Regions from separate parts of the Homo sapiens genome. Here region 1 is linked to region 2. Evidence: read pairs that join two places in POLR2A ChIA-PET (ENCODE). Cell type or tissue: GM12878. All regions are shown on one strand. Each heading gives the region's core, and the rest is flanking DNA. Links, peaks and the distances in the headings are about the cores only. Region 1 has its middle 5.9 kb from the start of PLEKHM2. Region 2 overlaps KAZN (kazrin, periplakin interacting protein).

Region 1 (2,914 bases), core at 120-2,619, 880 kb before region 2:
CTTCTCTCTCTTTACACAGTAATAGGGTTGTAGCCAGGCAGAGTGCTGCACTACATTTCCCAGCCTCCTTTGTGACACGCACAGCTATATGATCAAATCCTCTCAAATAGAACATGAACAGAGAAATGTGATCCATTCCTAGGCTGGGATTCTATGCAAATTTCCTCTTCCATGCTGTTTCTTCTTCTACCAGTGCAATGAAGCCAAGGGGATGTCAGACATATAAAATATAGACACCCTAGTTCCCTGAATCACTGCATGGAAGAGAGCTGTCCATCAACCTAGAACAGCTGCCTTGAGCTGTAGCATAGAAAGGGCTATGCTACAGTTTCTTTTTTTCTGATTAATTTTCTGATTAATTTCTTTTTTCTGATTAATTTTTAACTTAATTAAAATGCAGATAAAGTTTTTAGCTGGCCATGGAAGTTAAAGGACAAAAGACACTGGGTGCAGTGGCTCACGCTTGTAATCCCAGCACTTTGGGATGCCGAGGTGGGTGGATTGCCTGAGGTCAGGAGTTCAAGACCCCAGCCTGGGTGACAAAAAATAAAAAAGAGAGAACTAAGGACAGATGTAAGGTTGCTTCTCTTTACACCTGATGATACAGTTTGGATATTTGTTTCAAATCTCATGTCAAAATGTAATCCTTAGGCCAGGCACGGTGGCTCATTCCTATAATCCCAGCACTTTGGGAGGCCAAGGCAAGCAGATCACTTGAGGTCAGGAGTTCGAGACCAGCCTGGCCAACATGGTGAAACCCCATCTTTACTAACAATACAAAAATTAGCCAGGTGTGGTGCACGTGCTTTAATCCCAGCTACACCGGAGGCTGAGGCAGGAGAACCACTTGAACCCAGGAGGCGGAGGTTGCAGTGAGCTGAGATCGCGCCACTGCATTCCAGCCTGGGTGCAGAGCAAGACCTGTCTCAAAAAAAAGAAAATAAATAAATAAATAAAAGGAATCCTCAGTGTTGGAGGTGGGGCCTGATGGGAGGTGACTGGATCATGGGGGTGGAGTTCTCATGAATGGTTGAGCACCATCCTCTTGGTGCTGTCCTCAAAACAGTGAGTGAATTCTTGCAAGATGTAGTCATGTAAAAGTATGTGGCACCTCCCCACCACTCTCTCTCACTTCCTCTTGCTTTTGTCATGTGATAAGCCTGCTCCTGCTTCACCTTCTGCCATGAGTAAAAGCTCCCTGAGGCCTCCCCAGAAGCTGAGCAATGTTGGCCCATGCTTGTGCAGCCTGCAGAATCACGAGCCAATTAAACCTCTTTTCATTATAAATTACACAGTCTCACTGAGCACGGTGGCTCACACCTGTAATCCTAGCACTTTGGGAGGCCAAGGCGGGTGGATCACTTGAGGTCAGGCATTCGAGACCAGCATGGCCAACATGGTAAAACCCTGTATCTACTAAAAATACAAAAATTAGACAGGCGTGGTGGTGCATGCCTGTAGTCCCAGCTACTTGGGAGGCTGAGGCAGGAGACTCGCTTGAACCCAGGAGGTGGAGGTTTCAGTGAGCCAAGATCACACCACTGCACTCCAGCCTGGGTGACAGAGCAAGACTCCATCTCAACAAAATAAAAATAAATTACCCAGTCTCAGGTATTTCTTTATAGCAATGAAAGAATGGCCTAATACACCTGATTTGAGCCTTTCCATTCTAGGAAGATAATGGGTGAGGTACTAGAGGTACTATGATCAAAGTCTGTACAACTATTAGCAGGGAGATACTGTTTGCCAATGTCCCAAATTAGTCTTATATGTGGGTATAATAAAAAGTACTACTTCACTGGGGCCAGGTGCAGTGGCTCACACTTATAATCCCAGTACTTTGGGAGGCTGAGGCAGGAACATTGCTTGAGGTCAGGAGTTCAAGTCCACCCTGGGCAACATAGTAAGATCCTGTCTCTAAGAAATTTTTAAAAATTAGCTGGGTGTGCCGGTATGCACCTCTAGCCCTAGCTACTTAGGAGGCTGCTGTGAGAGGGTGGCTTGAGCCGAGGAGTTTCAAGATTACAGTGAGCTATGATTGTGCCACTGTACTCCAGCACTCCAACCTGGGTGATAGAGTGAGATGCTGTCTAAAAAAAAAAAAAAAAAAACAAAAAAACCTACCTCACATAGAAGTCCGCAAGCATACTAACCCCCCTGAATGTAATCTGCCTTAAATCTACATTAAACTCAGCATCAGCAGTCACTGGGGCTAGAATCTCTCAACTGGCCTCACTGACCTGTCTCGGTTTCAGGCACACTTCTGCCACTAGCTATGTCACCCCACTTATGGCAGCCTCTCAGGGCCTTTGAAGTCAGGAAACTGAGGCAGCAAAATGGTGTTCCTGGATTTGTTCTTTCAAAACATATCTGAGTGGTGTAAGAGTTGAAGAAAGAAGAAAGAAACATGAAAAGTGGCTTAACAGTCAAACATGGGCTTATTTTGGAGTATAAACCTGAGAGGGGCTTCTGGCCAACTTAGGTCAGGAGCCTTTTCTCTTACAGACTATGAGTATTTAAGAGTTCAGGGTGGGAGAGCTTATCACAGGCTCGGAATGTTTCTGTGTCTCTTTGTCTTGCTTACCTGGGAGGGAGAGTTGTGTGTCTGTTCCCATACATCTTCCTGCAGCTGCAGGCATCCCCCCACCCCCTGAGTCTGCTTTTAGCTTCCTTATCTTAGTGCACCTAGAGGGAAAGGAATGTGCTTATTAGGGCCCACTGTTTTACTGGGGCTCATTGTATGAGTGTGAAGTTGGGTGGTTACCCGAGACTTTCTCCCTCCTTCTGTGCCTGAGCTGTCTTATCTGTGCTTACTGTCTGCTCTTTCTGGCTGCTTGTCATTAGAAGAGAAGTGATTTCCTTAAGACGCATGAGGTTTGAAAGGGAGCTGGAACGTAAAGTGGTGTTTGTCCAA
Region 2 (2,914 bases), core at 284-2,783:
GAGCAGGTTTCCCAGCCCCGAGACGGCTGCGCTCTGGGACCAGACACTTCTCTGTTATGGGGGCTGTTCCGTGCATATAGTAGGACAGTGAGCAGCATTCCAGGTCTCCACTGACCAGATCTCACTAGTAACCCCCCCATACCAGTTGTGCCAACCAGACACATCTCCAGGTATTGCCCAGTGTCCCCTGGGTGGCAAAATTGTCCCAATTTTTTTTTTTTTTTTTTTGAGACAAGAGTTTTGCTCTGTCACCCAGGCTAGAGTACAGTGGCACAATCTCAGCTCACTGCGACCTCCGCTTCCCGGGTTCAAGCAGTTCTCTTGCCTCATCCTCCCTAATAGCTGGGACTACAGGCACAAACCACCACACCTGGCTAATTTTTGTATTTTGAGTAGAGACGGTTTTGTCATGTTGGCCATGGTGGTCTCAAACTCCTGGCCTCAAGTGATCCACCAGCCTTGGCCTCCCAAAGTGCTGGGATTACAGGTGTGAGCCACCATGCCCGGCCATTGTCCCAATTTTGAAAACTACCACATGGAGAGAGTCGACGAAAGCTTTCTGGACGAGATCATTCTAAAAAGCAGGGCATGACAGAGGAAGGGCTCAGAGGACAGCTCTCTTCAGCGCAGAGAAAAAGTTTAGGAGAGAGGCCAGGCACGGTGGCCGACGCGTGTAATCCCAGCACTTTGGAAGGCCAAGGCGGGCGGATTACGAGGTCAGGAGATAGACACCATACTGGCTAACATGGTGAAACCCCGTCTGTACTAAAAATACAAAAAAATTAGCTGGGCGTGATGGCGGGTGCCTGTAGTCCCAGCTACTCAGGAAGCTGAGGAAGGAGAATGGCATGAACCCGGGAGGCAGAGCTTGCAGTGAGCCGAGATCAAGCCACTGCACTCCAGCCTGGGCAACAAAGCGAGACTCCACTCAAAAAAAAAACAAAAAAACAAAAAAAACAAAAAAAACTTTAGGAGAGACCTTGCAGCCCAAGTACATAAACTCATCAGCAGTCTGTGTCGGAGCAGGCCAGGCCGTCATAGCCCTCCTGAGGAAGCCCAGGGCATGGTAAACGGCCACTATCTGGGGAGGCCTCTGCTCCTTCCCGGGGAGGTGTAGGTTTTATGGAGGATGGCCATCCTAAATCACCCTCTCAGTCCTAGGAGAGCCCCAAGAGCCTGCGGAGAAGGGACCCAGCCACTCTCTGGACTGCGGAATGTGTCGTCACCTGCCTGACCCCTCACACCTGGCTTCACCTGTGCGTGCCACCCCTCGTCACGAAACCGACAGTGAGCGCCAGTCAGCCAGTCATAACGGCACAGACTTTCTCCTGGTTTTGACTCCCTGGACTCAGGAGAGACGCACATTTCCCCGAGGAGCTTGCTGAGCGGTGACGGAGAGAGAAAGCCACGATGATGCTGAAACACCCTGAGACGGCTCCGACTGGCTCGAGAGGGCAGCTGCCGGAAAGCCCCCCACTCACTGCCTGCCTCTGCTTTGCCGCGACGATTAGAACGGCTCCTCTTATCACCACCCTCTGCGCCCCGTGACTCTTTTTCTCCCACGTATTTCTTTTTTTTTTTTTTGAGATAAAGTTCATCGATCATAAAATTCACCCTTTTAAAGTGTACAATTCAGTGTTTTTTAGCATATTCATGAGGTTGTGCAACTATCACCGTAACCTAATTCCAGAACATTTTTATCAGCCCCAAAAGAAACCCCTACCCACGAGCAGTCACTCCCCACTTCCCCTCCCACAGTCCCCGGCAACTACGAAGCTACTTTCTGTCTTCCTAATGTACAGACTTCCCTAATCTGGACATTTCCTATGAATGGAATCATACAACGTGTAGTCTTTTGTGACTGGCTTCACATAGCATCACATTTTCAAGGGACATGCATGTTGTAGCATGTGCTTCATTCTCTTTTTTGAGACAGGGCCTCACTCTGTTGTGCAGGCTGGAGTGTGGTGTTGCAATCATGGCTCGCTGCAGCCTCCATCTCCCAGGCTCAAGCGATCCTCCCACCTTAGCCTCCAGAGTAGCTGGGACCACAGGCATGTGCCACCACACCAAGCTAATTTTTTAATGTTTTGTAGTAGAGATGGGGTCTCACTATGTTGCCTAGGCTAGTCTTGAACTCCTAGGCTCAAGTGATCCTTTTGCCTCGGCCTCCCAAAGTGCTGGGATTACAGGCACGAGCCACCGTGTCTGGCAATTACTTCATTCTCTTATGGCTTAAAAATATTTGATTGCATGGATTGACCACATCTTGTTTATTCATTCACCTTTTGTTGGACATTTGGGTTATTTGCACCTTTCAGCTCTCATGAATAATGCTGCTGTGAACGCTCATAGGAGTGTTTGTGTGGACACACGTTTTCAGTTCTCGTGGATGTATACCTAGGAATGGAGTTGCTGAGTCATATGTGGTTCTTGGTTTTGGGATCACAAAAACCTGGAGATCTGCCATGCTGGGTCAGCCTTGGGGTACTTTTGGGTTAGGATTCTGCCTCCCGTAAATCTCTGCTGTCTCCTCATCTGGCTCATCATGGACCTGCCATCCCATTCCCAATACATCCAAGCCTTGAGTCCCCACGACACTCATACTTCCCTAGATATGCAGATAGTCTGACAACATCTCCAAAATTCAGGAGAAGAAACATGTCAGATACTTATAACTTTGATATGGCCTTCGGGGACATCTATTATCTAATACCGTTTCATTAGAAAAACATGAAGATATAAAAATGAACTCAAGGAGAGGAATTCTGATGGGGGTCTCCAAGGCTTCCTATAAAATATCGTGTAAGATTTCAGAAATGAAACTAAATTGTACATTAAATTTTTTTATTTCGTTGAAGCCTACTTTTCCAAAAAAAAAGTTCTTAAGGGGTTTCTGGGTAAAAGTAAAATC

The links. ChIA-PET counts read pairs that join two places held together with the same protein. Peaks named below come from ENCODE experiments on the same cell type or tissue, not always from the same donor. Only the 100,000 strongest peaks of a DNase experiment are listed, where the experiment ranks them.
Region 1: POLR2A ChIA-PET joins it to region 2 with 8 read pairs; 2 of 35 experiments call an interaction of 5 or more read pairs at or near these places.

Annotation. Positions count from the first base shown.
Region 1 is chr1:15,676,954-15,679,867 of GRCh38, reverse strand. No RefSeq gene overlaps it. Among named protein-coding and RNA genes, the nearest start is that of PLEKHM2, 5.9 kb to the left of the region's middle. RefSeq lists a silencer at 687-1,234. In GM12878, for the core only: no CTCF peak of the experiment used is centred there; a DNase peak (open chromatin) is centred at 1,107.
Region 2 is chr1:14,799,719-14,802,632 of GRCh38, reverse strand. The region is part of intron 1 of KAZN (kazrin, periplakin interacting protein); the gene reads right to left. It overlaps LOC105376759 (a long non-coding RNA gene), which reads left to right. Exons shown (of 3, transcript XR_001737612.2): 3 at 1,156-1,226. Among named protein-coding and RNA genes, the nearest start is that of KAZN, 200 kb to the right of the region's middle. In GM12878, for the core only: no CTCF peak of the experiment used is centred there; no DNase peak of the experiment used is centred there.